Regions from separate parts of the Homo sapiens genome. Here all the other regions are linked to region 3. A link is a contact called in ENCODE Hi-C or POLR2A ChIA-PET data. All regions are on one chromosome and are shown on one strand. Each heading gives the region's core, a stretch centred on a gene start or an enhancer-like site at or near the end of the contact. The rest is flanking DNA. Distances are from core to core; before and after follow the strand shown.

Region 1 (4,596 bases), core at 357-2,856, 7.5 Mb after region 3:
GCACCCAACAGCTCCATTCAGGACCTTCCCCAAGAAAGCTTCCAGGTAAACAGAAAAACAACGAATGTTAGCTCCCTAAAACAATAACAAGATGGAGACAAAACACTGGATTCTGTTTTTCTACATTCAAAACACAGAATCAGTACACAAAATCAGAAATACACCCAGAGCCTCAGACAAAACCCATAAACCTTCCTAAGGAATCTTGTTTAATTTTCACTTCTTGCTACCCATTTATCAAGTCTTAGGAAATGCTAAAACACGGTTCTCAGCCTCCTCTGTTCAGTGATCCAAATCTGCCACTGCTAATGCATTCAGTACCCCAGATCTGAAACTGTTTTGTGAACAGAAATACTTAGCAGCAGCAGATATGGGCTATGCCAACATTAACCTTGTCCCTAAAACAAAGTGACAAACCACTCCTAGCCTCACCCTCAAGGGAGGGTAAGCAGTAACGACTCCTCCAGGAGTAAGGCCAGGAAGCCAGGTTTATCATTAACACTCATCAGCTCAAGCCCAAGGTTTAGCCGCTGCACCTCCACCACCAGGGAGCCGTGCGGGGCGGGCAGAGGGGTGAATGAGGCGGGCGGGCGGGCGGGGCGTAGGGTAGGCCCGGGAAAGGCGGGGCCGCACTGCCGGGTCCCCCACCGCCCGGCACCGCCCCCAGCCCCGCCCCCAGCCACCCGGGCTCCGCGGCAGCTCTGCAGTCCCCGCGCGATTGCAGCGCGCGCCCGGGACCCCTTCCCGCAGCCGCCTCCCCCTTGCTGCGCGACCCCCAGCACTTACCTGCTTTGCAAACCGGGGCGCTGGGGCTCCTCTTCTCCGGCGAGCTTCGGCTCTGCTCCGGAGACCTCCTCCGATGCCGGACGCGGGCTGGGGGTGGGGCCGCGCTCACCTCGCCGGTCCACAGGTGGGTGGGCGACGAGCTGGGCGACGACACGGTGCCCAGCAGCGGCGGCGGCGGCGGCGGCCGTGGGGGGCTCCCGCGAGCTCCAGGCGCGGCGCTGCGCGTGGGGCTGGTGCCTCGCGTGGACGTCGCGGACGCGCCCGTCTGCGTGGCCACCGTGGGGCTGGTGCGCGCGGCCGCGTTCCCGCCGCCGCGCGTGGGGCTGGTGCTGCGCGAGGCGGTGCGCGGGCCACCGCCGCCGCCGCCGCCTGCGGGGCCTGAGGCGCCACCACAGCAGCCACCGTTGTTGTTGCCGCCGCCGCCGCCGCCGCTCCGCGTGGGGCTGCCATGTTGCTGCTGCTGCTGCTGCTTCAGCTGGAACGGAACCGTCGCCCTCATGGGCTGCAAGCGGCTCCCGGGTCCCCCGGCCGTGGCCACCGCACCACCCCCAAGGGAGCCGGCCGGCGTGGGGGACCCATTGCGCCTCACCCGCTGGGACATGGTCCCCCCCCTCCCCGGTGACTGGGCGAGACGGGGGGTTTTGTTGTTGTTGGGCTGCAGGGGGAGGATTCTCGAGGCCGGAGGGCAGGCCCCCCAAGACGGGGTGACGAAGCCGGACTCCGGGGTGCAGGGGGAGACCGGGCCGGGGCAGGCAGCAACGAGGTGGTGCAGCCGCCGCCGCCGCCGCCGCCGCTCCTCATCAACAATAGTGTCTCCTCTGCTGCCCCCGCCCCCCACGATCGCCCATTGGTGCAGCGTCAGCCGCGCTCGAGCCGCTCCACTGCTCCCATTGGCTACGAGCAGCTCGGGTCCCGGGCCCCCGAGGCCTTGAGAGCCTGGGTGTGCGCGGAGACCGTCTGCTCTTTAAAGAGAAAGAGACCCGCCCCCCGCGGGGAGGGAGCGGAGGAAATGGGCCCTGTGTGTATGTGTAGTGTGCGCGCGTGTGTGTGTACACGTGAGTGCCCGTGTACGCGCGCGCCTAGCCACGCGCGCCTTTCCTTTCCCGCCGGGGGGAGCCCTGGGGACTCAGACTCTGGAAGGTTGCCAAAGGAAATGTCCAGACCCGGAGCAGTTCCCAGGGATGGTCTGAAGCCTTTTCCGCATAACTCATTTCCTTACCCCAGTGTTCACTTGTGTTCACCTGTACGCGCATCTCGTTCGGGCTTTTATTCTTAATGTTTTTGTTCTGCCCTAATTCCATCTACCTATGGGCAGGGCTCAAAAGGAGAAGAAATTTAACTAATCTTACTGGCATTTTACGCCCCTCTCCTTTTATTTTTTAGAGCTCTACAAAGAGGCAAATCTCAGAAAGATTAAACTTGCCTGTTAGAATGCGATTTTAGATAGTATCTATAGAGTTCAGTTACCACATGTTATTCCTACCCTCCTGTATCTCAAGTAATCAAGACTATTTTAATCAGCTGCTTCGCTGTTCCCTGATACCTTGGAAGGATGGCTGCTACCTTACCAGTTTGTAAAGTGCTATAGTTTACAGAGGGCCTTATTTGATTCTACACGATCATTGTTTGAGACAGAACTGGGACAGCCATCCATATTTTTGTCTAGCGGAGGAAACAAGTCTTTGGTGTGGCAAAGACTCGGGAAGGCAGGCAGTGACACTATTTCTAAAATGACCTAAAGGGCTCCTCATCAAGAAAATAAAAAATGGTGGAGCCAAAACCTACACTCCCACCTGTCTGGCTATAAATTGCCTATCCATGACCTCTTTTCCCTCTACTATTTTTATTAGTTGTACATGCTAGACAGATTTCGTCGTGTAAAAATGTGGGAGTGGAGGGCATAGTATGATTCACTCTGGACCTGAAATCCTACTGGGTCCCTTTGCGCGGTGGTGGAAGGCCTTTTTTTTTTTTTTTTGAGAAGAAGTCTCTCTCTGTCACCTAGGCTGGAGTGCAGTGGCGGAGTGCACTGGCTCGAATCTCGGCTCAGTGCAACCTCCGCCTCCCGCGTTCAAGCAATTCTCCTGCCTCCGCCTCCCAAGTAGCTGGGATTACAGGCGCGTGCCGCCACGCCCCGTAATTTTTCTGTTTTTAGTAAAGAGGCGGTTTCACCATGTTGGCCAGGGTGGTCTTGATCTCTTGATCTCATGATCCGCCCACCTCGGCCTCCAAAAATGCTGGAATTACAGGCGTGAGGTGGAAGGCTTTTAAAGACCTAGAGAGGAGGCCGGGTGTGGTGGCTCATGCCTGTAATCCCAGCACTTTGAGAGGCTGAGGCGGGCGGATCACCTGAGGTCGGGAGTTCGAGACCAGCTTGACCAACATGGAGGAAACCCCGTCTCTACTAAAAATACAAAATTAGCCGGGCGTGGTGGCACATGCCTGTAATCTCAGCTACTCGGGAGGCTGAGGCAGGAGAATCGCTTGAACCCGGGAGGCAGAGGTTGGAAGGAGCCGAGATCGTTCCATTGCACTCCAGCCTGGGCAACAAGAGCGAAACTCTGTCTTAAAAAAAAAAAAAATTAAAAAAAAAAGACCTAGAGAGGAAATTAAAATCCCATGACCACCACTTACTCTGTGACCTTGAGTGGATCACTAGCCAGTCTCCTTATCTGTAAAATGCAGTTAAACAGTACCATGTGCTTCATACTGTTGTTATGATTATTAACCAAGGATGATATGAGAATGTGGTGTGTAGAAGATGGTCAGCACTTCCAGAGTCTCCATGTGATTCAGAGACCCACATCTCTCCTTACCATCCATTCCCCTTTCTCCTCCTCTCTCCCCCTCCACAGAGAAAGCCCCAGCCCCTTAGCCCAGGAACCTGCCTTAAGTTGGCTGGTGCTCTGGATAGATCTGACGTCACTATCTGGCCCCTACAGCCTGGTGTGAGGCCAAAAACAGCTTCTCACTGGATAGGAACATACAGGAAACTGCCAGCAGGATCCATGCAAAGAGCCAAGTCTGGTCTGAAAAGCATGGATAGACAAGATATGCCTTTAAATAAGGATGTAATCCCAGCACTTTGGGAGGCCAAGGCAGATCACTTGAGGTCAGGTGTTCGAGATCAGCCTGGCCAACATGGCGAAACCCTGTCTCTACTAAAAATACAAAATTAGCCAGGCATGATGGCACATGCCTATAATCCCAGCTACTCAGGAGGCTGAGGCAAGAGAATAGCTTGAAACCCGGAAGTCAGAGGCTGCAGTGAACGGAGATCTCGCCACTGCACTGCAGCCTGGACGACAGAGCCAGACTCTGAAATAAATAACTCATGGAGGCTGTATGTGGTATGTGGTATTTTGTCTTGCACAAAGTAGGACCTCAATACATATTTACTGAATTAATCCAAAGGAAGTCCTGCAGCCCTGGTGTCCTTAGCTTCCTGATCAATTGATTTGGATATCACCAAACTAGAGACATCTTTGTTGGTGGCAAGAGGCTTTTAGCTTGCCTGAGCTGAAGAACTGATTTCAGCAGATCTTATTAGATTTCATTAAATCAACTGATTTCACTAGATCAAAGAGCTTAAAAAAATGTCCTTGGCTCAGTCATGAGATCTGATGGAGCCATTTCGCCTTTTGCTTCTAGTTATGTTTCCTACAGAAACTCAAACCTACAGTTCCAGGAAATTTGTTTTCATCTTATTTGATAGCTTACCTCACTCATCAGTGTAGGGCTTAACTTTAAACAAATGAGAGCACTTCAATTAAAGCAGGTAATTAACCACTTCAGCACCCTTTGTACTAA
Region 2 (4,385 bases), core at 629-3,128, 6.8 Mb after region 3:
TCCTTTCCTAGTAGCCATAGTCAACTGCCTCTTTCGAAGGAACAGGTTTATACAGTGGTTCGGGTCATTCTCAAATACAAATGTTGTCTACAAGATAACAGTATGTCTAATCAAACAAAATCTCACTTCCGCGATCAACAATGTGGCCATTACAAAATTTATGAACCTATAAAATTGTAACACCTGTTTTTTAAAATTTACACTAAGACATGAAAATGCTTTCCTATATAGCTAATGTTAAGAAAGGTGCCTCACGCCTATAATCCCAGCACTTTGGGAGGCCGAGGTGGGTGGATGACTTGAAGTCAGGAGTTCGAGACCAGTCTGGTCAACATGGTGAAACCCCATCTTTACTAAAAATACAAAAATTAGCCGGCTGTGGTGGCGGGCGCCTGTAGTCCCAGCTACTCGGGAAGCTGAAGCATGAGAATTGCTCAAACCTAGGAGGCCGAGGTTTCAGTGAGCCGAGATCGCGCCACTGCACTCCAACCTGGACTACAGAACGAGGTTGTGTCTCAAAAAGAAAAGAAAAAAGAAGGATCCCTGGAGAGATGGAGGTGGGAGCAAGAAAAAAGGAAAAAAAAAAAGACTGTGAAGAAACAGTTTAACATATTGCTTCCATTTCCATCTTTATCCCAAGAGAATTTAAACGGGAAAGAAAAAAAATGGAGGCAGAACCCATAATTCAAAATAACCATAAAAAAAAAAGCAAAAGATTTTAGATTTTGCAAACTGTGCCTTTTAACCTGCTATCCTTTCAAGTAATTTTTAAAGAAGGATTTTTTTAATCCACAGAATATTTTGCTTCATCCAGGAGCAGCTGGATCTCATACCATCCGGTATCCCCCGCCTCCATACACACGCCCCTACCACTATCAGCCCTTGAGCCAAACGATCCATCACGGTAAAAAAAAAAAAAAAAAAAAAAAATTAAACCAGGAGGTTCATCTTCCCAATTCTCTCTAAGAAACAGTCATAGTCTGTCCTCCTCCCACCCCCAGGAAAACTGCCTATTCTAACAGAACTAGGAGGGAGGGGGGAATCAGCTCATCATCCTTCTCCATAGGGAAAAAAATGGCATTAACTTCCAACAAGAAACTGCTGCTCTTCTACCGTATCCCCTTTAGAACATAAAATATTAAGAAAGGGTTTCTGAAGCATTCACAGGAACAGAAAACTGAAGCCTGAAGCACTTCACTCTGCAGCAAGATAACCCCTTAAAAATCATCCAGAATTTGGGGGATGGAGGTAACCCGTCAACACCCGCGACACCCCTACCCTAAGGTGGGGAGCAGGATTCCGTCAAACAGAAAATGCCACTCTCCGCCCCCTCCGCCATCCGGAACGCTGACCGGCGCGGAGTGCGGGGGCGGCCGAGGGCGGGAGCGGCGAGGAGGCGGGACGCGACACACGCACCACGCCGAGAACTGCTTCACCGCTTTTTTAAAGGTTTTTAAAATGCAGTTTCTCCAGCCGGAGAATTCCCACCCATTCACCAGCCCCAGCCCTCACCCAGCTCCCCACCCCCATCGGGGGCTCCGCTGGGCCGTGTCCCCGAGGCGGCCTCGGCCCCACGCCCCGAGGCGCGCGGCCCCCGGCGGGGGGGTCCCCGACGCGGCCCAGCTGGGGATGCTTCGCACCTGTATGTAGTTGTTCTCGCAGTAATCGGCCACCCGTTCCAGATTTGTGTAGCTGTCGAAGAGGGCCCGGCGGCCCCCCGGGATTTCCTCTTCCAGCAGCATCTGCAGCTCCGCCATCTTCACATCCTCCTCCTCCTCCTCCTCATACAGGTCGCAGAGGGAGCGGCGGCCGCAGCGCCAAGGAAACCCAGGACCGGGAGAGGAGGAGCGGCGGCGACGGCGGCGGTAACTCGGAAGGAGCGAGAAACAGCCCCAGCGCGCGACAGGGGAGGGGGCGACGGGGGCGGGGCGCGAGCCGACGGACTCCGAGGACGGTCACCGCGGCGACGGCCGGCCGGGCGCGCGCACGCGCGCTCCCTTCCCTCCGCCCCCGGGAGCCCGAAAAAGATTCCCACCCTCGCCCGCGCCGCCGGCCCCTCCCCCACTTCCGGCGTCTCCTAGCGACGGCGGGGGTAGGGGCCGGGATGCGCGCGGGAGTTGGTGGTGCAGTTAACCCTTCCGCCGCCCGCCCGCCGCTGGAGCGGCTGGAGAAGCCCCCACCTCCCGGCGGCCTTTGTTAGCCCGGCGGGAACACACCACCCTGCTCAGCTGGCTTCCTGCCGGCTCCCTCCGGGACTCATCTCGGCTCCGTCCCCATGGAGGTCATCGGCCTAGGGAACTTCTCGAGGCTTTTCTCCCTCTGCTGCTGACGGGAGGCCGAAGGAGGGCACAGCCTCCACTCTTGGGACCCTCCTCTGTGAAAGATCACACCTCAACAGGGCAGGAATAAAACTTCCACGCAGCTTTCAATGCCACCTGACTTCATTTTTCTCAGATTTGACCTCATCCTCTTTGTTGCAGTGAATTGCAGTTTCCTAACCCCAGCTTTCCTGCGCCCCTGCCTCTTTGCACTTCCCCACTAACGCTGTTCTCCCCTGCCAGATTAGCCCCTTTCTCTCCTGGTTTGCGGTGCCGTGGGCCTCAGCTTTTTATGTTTGCCATTTCTATGATTCGCTTCCTCACTCATAACCTTTTCTGTCATTTCTCTAATGCTATCAACTTCGCTGTCCTTTTTCCTATTCATGGATTCAGTATTTAAAATTTTGAAAACGATTTTGCTAGTAGTAATTGCCTTCTTCACAGGGCTGTTACATAGATAAAATCAACGTTTATTGTGAAAATACCTTGAAAAAACATTAAGTGCTACAAAAATTCAAGGCAGATAATTTTCCTCTTGCAGAGTTATAATTCTGTTTTTATTCTCCAGATACTGTGTCTTGTTTTCCTAAATCAGACTACCCCACACAATGTAATCTGGAAAAACTAAAACTCCTGACCATTGCTGAGATATGAAGCCATGACCTTTATTTGTGCTGTGGAAAATCAAAGTTGATTCCAGGCAGTACCATCTTAGACTTGTGTAGTTAGAACAAGATCCATTGTTTCAACACTTTTCTTAATCTGGTGATCTCTTGGCCCTCCTACAGTGAATTTTTTTCATTCAGATGATGAGGAAACTTATACTTTCAAAAAAAAATCACTTTAGGACGGGCGCGGTGGTTCACGCCTGTAATCCCAGCACTTTGGGAGGCCGAGGCGGGCGGATCACGAGGTCAGGAGATCGAGACCATCCTGGCTAACACAGTGAAAACCCGTCTCTACTAAAAATAAAAATAAAAAAATTAGCTGGGCATGGTGGCGGGCGCCTGTAGTCCCAGCTACTCGGGAAGCTGAGGCAGAAGAATGGCGTCATCCTGGGAGAAGAGCTTGCAGTGAGCGGAGATCGTGCCACTGCACTCCAGCCTGGGCGACAGAGCGAGACTCCGTCTCAAAAAAAAAAAAAATCACTTTAATACCATATCATTACAAATATCTGGAGCAAACCCTAATGTTATATTGGCTTCATGATACATACATTAGCAGAATGTATGAGTTTTCACTGTGGAACCTAAATTAAAGGATATTGAAAATGTTGGTCTAGTCCAACTAGTTTTATTCTTAAGCACTTTAACCATCTTCTGTAGTAGTGGTTCTCAAACTTCAGTGTGAGGAGCTTGTTAAAAATGAAAGCTGCAGGGTCACACACACTAAGATTCATTAGTTTGAGAGCATGAGTGATGGAAATGAGTAGTTATTTAAATGACACATCAACTTGCTTCAGTGAATACGACATATGAATAATCAAGTGAATAAAACAAATGTTAGATGAAGCAAACTTTTCTTTCAGACTAAACTTCAATAGATCAAAAAATAATGTTGAAGAAGCTCATCAGGTGAGTTAAATGGTAGACAGACTCTTCCCCTATCATTACTTATTCCCACCCAGCATTTTTTCAACTATGGCTTAGCAATTAGCCTAATAAACAAATTTCCCTCTGGGATGTTTCGTCATTCTAGAAATTACCTAGAAAAGATTCTAGTATTTTCTCTAATTAGTGACAATCTCTTTGGACCTAGTTTCCTTATCAAGAAATCAAAGGGTGAGGCCGGGCACGGTGGCTCTCGCCTGTAATTCCAGCACTTTGGGAGGCCGACACAGGTGGATCAGCTGAGGTCAGGAGTTCGAGACCAGCCTGGCCAACATGGTGAAACCCCGTCTCTACTAAAAATACAAAAATTAGCTGGGTGTGGAAGCGGGTGCCTGTAATCCCAGCTACTCAGAAGGCTGAGGCTGGAGAATCGCTTGAACCAGGGTGGCGTAGGTTGCAGTGAGCCGAGATCGCGCCACTGCACTCCAACCTGGGCGACGGAGGCTCTGTCTCGAAA
Region 3 (4,450 bases), core at 920-3,419:
GAGGCGGGCAGATCACCAGGTCAGGAGATCTAGACCATCCTGGCTAACATAGTGAAACTCCGTCTCTACTAAAAATACAAAAAAAAAAAAAAAAAATTAGCCGGTCTTGGTGGCGGGCGCCTGTAGTCCCAGCTACTCGGGAGGCTGAGGCAGGAGAATGGCATGAACCCGGGAGGCGGAGCTTGCAGTGAGGCGAGATCGCACCACTGCACTCCAGCCTGGGAGACAGTGTGAGACTCCGTCTCAAAAAAAAAAAAAAAATTAATCTAGAGTATTGGAAACAGCCTACCTCCCACGGCTATGTGATGAACAAATTACATAATATATGTAGAAATGCTGTATGAATCACTATTTGTGTAGTTACAAAGCTTAATCCCTTTGTCATCCTCTATAAACTCCATGAGGACAGGGAATTTGTTTACTAATATATCTTCATTAGCCATCACAAAACATGTGTTCAATAAACATTTGGCAAATATATAAATATTTTGTTTGGTAGCAAAAAATTATTTCACAGGAGAAAACTACCATTAAATGATTTGATGTCTCTACAGTTCCTTCAGGTTAAAATCTGAATTCCTGTCATTCAAGATTTACTCAATCTAGTTGACAATGTACTTTTCTGCCCCCCAAATATTCACACAACATCTCCTCAAACCACCCAAGGACACTATCTCCTGAACTATTGATGCCTTCCTCCTCTCTCTTAAGTCTTTTAAACGTCCAACTCAAATCCAGAATCTTCCTTTGATCTATCTTAACACATGCTTATTAGATGTCTCAAACTGCTAATTAAAAAAACAAAACTTTAAAAAATACTTTATTCATTTTTGCATTTCTGTCCCCAGGGACTAGGACAGTCCTTTGAATATGGTAAATATCCAATAAATACTTACTGATTTAATTATTTTTCACAACACATCATTAGCTTACAATTTTTATTACAATGAAAGTAAATCAATTTCCTAAAATTCTTCCCTTGCCCCATATCGAGGTGCAATTATTCAGTAATTAAAAAAATATAGCTCCAATAAATGCAGCTGGTCATAAAAATTATTTCAGTAATATCACAATCTACTAGAAGAACCAGGAACGAGTAGCTAATTTTCCAATTCCAGTTATCTATGTTACGGATTACGCTTTGTTATGACTGCAATTCCTTGGATTTCTCCCCTCTTCCGCCCCCGGGATCTTATCCAATTGATAAGGTTAAAATAATGGCTATTATCCTTCTGGCTTAAAAAGCCTAGTGCTCTTCGTTCCTTAAATCATTTCATGTGTAAATTCGGTGCTTAGGAAAGACTGTGATACAACATCTAAGAAGCTACATTTAGAGTTCAGTTTTAAAAAAATCGAGTTCTTGGCTGGGGAAGTGCCCAGGTGCAGGTTTGTTTTGTGGTGAGCGGTTCGCGGGGCCAGGTGCAAGACGCTCAGAAGTGTTTTTGGGTGTCGCTGGCCAACTATCTCCACATAAACTCCGTTTGTTTATTTGACAGCGTTACTGCAGAGGGGAGTTAGGTCCAGCGCCACTCAAACCAGATTTGTAGAGACTTAAAACTGCTTTGTCTGTTTTTTTTTTTTTAATCATAAAACCACCCAGTTGGATCCAAGGCAAATTTGTCACCTACTTCAGGGCCCCTCTGAGGGTCAGAAAGAATTATGAGCGCATTTGAACGCACGGCCCAAATAAAAGCAAACGCACGGAGACTTGCGGACTTGACAATTGTGAGAAATCTCTTAAAACTCGCCTGTGGAGCGGCGGGCGAAAGCCGCGGACGCCAGCAGTAGTCGAGGCCCCGGCGCGGACGGCAGGGAATGAAGTCGCCTGACTTTTCCTCAGGGTTTTGTTTTTCTGTCACGGAGGTACAAAAATAGCAAAGCAGGGGTGGGAAGTCTCCTGGCCGTGTTTTTTTTTTTCCCCCTCGCCAGGGATGGCACTGGGAAAGAGAAGGGAGGAAGCAGGAGCTGCACGGAACCCGTCCCGAGGGAGCCGAGGTAAACCCTGCACCAGAGTTAAGGGAGTCGTGCTCCTGCCACTTCCAGAACACTCCGAGCCGCTTCTGCAGGCCCCGCCCCCTGCCGGGGTTTCCCCGCCACCCGCTTCATTTGCATGGCGCTGCCCCTCCCCCGTTGCCATTGGCTAGCGCCGGGCCCCGCCCACTGCTCCCAGACCGCGGCAGGGTTCCGTCCCCCCGAGCCGCACGGAGCTGCGGGCAGCGGGCGGACTGTTAAACCGCGGCGGCGGCGGCGGCGGCGGCGGCGGCGGCGGCGGCGGCGGCGGCCGGGGCGGGAGCGGGGCGCGCTCTGGAGACGAGTCAGCGGCGCCCCGGGTGGGGGAGGCGGGCGGGCAGCTAGAGATCACCTCAGCAGCCCCCACCACGGCCGGACCGAAGGTGCGGCGGCGGAGGGGAGCCAGGGCGCCCCAGCAGGCGAGTGGCCGGCGTCTCAGCGGCGGGATGACGGGGGTGGGTCTTCCCTCTTGGGGACGGCGGCAGCGCGGGGAGGGGAGAAGACTGCCGGGTGGACTTGCGGGTCAGGCGACCGACCGGCAGCCCCTTCGCCCCCCGAATCCTCTGGGCTGCTGGACTCTGGTCTCGGCACGGGATCGCGCTCTAGGGCGGGGGTCTGACCGCAGCCAAATTTAAACGGCTAAACCTAACAGCCTTGGCAGCTGGGGAGGGAAGGGGTCTAGGGAGGGGTGGGGGCGGACCTGGACGCCGGTCACGTGGGGGGTGGGGCTTGGCAGACCTCCCTTTTGTTTTGGCTGGCGCGTGCGCAGAAGGCAGAACACGTGGTTTCCTGGACCCGCCTCTTGCCTCATCGGCTGAGCCTCACCCATTGGGGGTGTGGTGACGGCTCTTTTGAGGCGGCTCTGAGGCGGAGCCCACTGGATTTGATGAGACCCCTATTTTATTTATTTCACACTTTCTTTCAGGAAAACGTAGATTTGGGCTTTAGAGTTAGATGGGATAGAGCAGAATCTAGGGGATTTTTGAGGGACGGTGCTTCCAAGTTTGTGTCACCGGTGTGCTGAGGAAGGGACCGGTCTTGCTGGAAAAAGTCAGATTGCGTGGTGTTTGGTAGCAAGAAATACCAGGCGGTATCCTGGCCGTTTCAGAAACCACAGGAAAGGAAAGAGGCTGGCTTTGCAGTCGGGAGGGCAGGCACTGGATGGACGTTCTTGTAATGTTTTCTTACTCTGGGAGAGTCCGTTTTTGTTTGTTTTTTTGTTTGAACTGTGGTAAGCACATTCCGTTTTTGATTCCCCAAACTTCAGGACATTCATGTTCTGGCGAGGTTTAGGAGACAAACTTCCTTCGTCTTTAGCCAGTTTGCTTAACTTCATCTGAGTTTGGGTCAGTAATAATTTTAAATATTGCTGGATGGGGCAGGTTTGTTAGCCACAAAACCTAAGTGAAGTGAGCACTGCAGACAAAACTGGCAATTTCTGACTAGGAAAAAATGACTCTAAAAATAATTCAGTATTGAGAAAGAGGCTTAACAGTGAGTGGTCTCTGCCTTTCCCGTTCTTAATAACTAGCCATTTCTTTGGGTTAGTCACCTCTCTGATGTCAAACTTGTTTCGTTTTTGTAAAGTTTCATAATATGGTCTCTGTCTTAAGAGATTGTAAGAAAGAAGAAATGCCTTGTATTAGGAAAAGTGATTCCTAATCTCTACCAATTGCCAAGTAGTGTTATTTTTATAACAAAAGTGAATTTTTTAAAAGCCCACATGTTGGGGAAATATAAACAATGAATTAATCATGAAATAGAATATATTTGAGTATCTTTAAAATCTGTTGTAACCATTATCTTTGGTTCTCCCTCAGTTTCCACCTACTTAGATCAGTGTCAGCGTCTGCAACCATTTCCTCATGGTTTTAATCTACATAGATTATTCTCTCCCGCAAACTGTCTGGAGTAATTTTTTATGTGAAACTTCTTAATCCAGGCCAATTCTCTCACATTGACTTTTAACATTTACATTTTAATTTTGTTTCATGATGCGCCTTTGCAAATAACAATCGATTATTTTGTTAAATCTTATTATTATAAAGTAATTGGAAAATAGATGAGTGCAAATAAGAAAACTATAAATATTTTGTACTTTAAATATTTCTGTCTGCATATATGTGTATTTTTCCTAAAACTGAGACCACATGGTATTTTCATTTAACTCAGACATTCGCATATCATTATTCTTTGAAAAATATTTTTAATAGCTGCTTAACATTTCGCCATGTAACTATCATATTTTAAATTTTTTCTGTTGGCACGTATGTGGGATGTTTCTGGTTTTGCTAGTGTATATTTCACTACAGACAATATCCTTTTACATAAACCTTTGAAATTTCCCCCCCTTAGATTTGTAGAAGAGGAATTACTGGGCCAAAGAGTCTGTTTTTGTTGTTTGTTTGTGTGTGTGTTTTTTAAGGCTCTTATGTCATCA

Evidence for each region. Hi-C counts contacts between places; a loop is a spot of excess contacts on that map. ChIA-PET counts read pairs that join two places held with the same protein, here RNA polymerase II (POLR2A). Pooled maps may share reads with other maps.
Region 1: a loop to region 3 is called in a pooled map, with 23 times the contacts of the local background. The contact joins the promoter of FAM117B here to the promoter of KANSL1L in region 3. A Hi-C loop is called at or near these places in 3 of 50 pooled maps.
Region 2: a map of naive thymus-derived CD4-positive, alpha-beta T cell shows a loop between it and region 3 (22-fold over the local background). The contact joins the promoter of ABI2 here to the promoter of KANSL1L in region 3. A Hi-C loop is called at or near these places in 1 of 168 maps with a recorded cell type or tissue (naive thymus-derived CD4-positive, alpha-beta T cell) and 2 of 50 pooled maps. POLR2A ChIA-PET finds 5 or more read pairs at or near these places in 1 of 52 experiments (AG04449).

The regions. Positions count from the first base shown.
Region 1 is chr2:202,631,979-202,636,574 of GRCh38, reverse strand. FAM117B (family with sequence similarity 117 member B) reads right to left here and starts at 1,606. Exons shown (of 8, transcript NM_173511.4): 1 at 787-1,606. The coding sequence starts at 1,387. RefSeq lists silencers at 559-998, 1,099-1,148, 1,339-1,568.
Region 2 is chr2:203,325,887-203,330,271 of GRCh38, reverse strand. ABI2 (abl interactor 2) reads right to left here and starts at 1,878. Exons shown (of 12, transcript NM_001375670.1): 1 at 1,641-1,878. The coding sequence starts at 1,757. RefSeq lists silencers at 1,310-1,659, 1,936-2,123, 1,880-2,219 and an enhancer at 2,021-2,991.
Region 3 is chr2:210,169,128-210,173,577 of GRCh38, reverse strand. KANSL1L (KAT8 regulatory NSL complex subunit 1 like) reads left to right here and starts at 2,169. Exons shown (of 15, transcript NM_152519.4): 1 at 2,169-2,429. RefSeq lists enhancers at 1,240-1,873, 1,874-2,509, 2,903-3,082, 2,510-3,144 and silencers at 1,953-2,282, 2,403-2,712.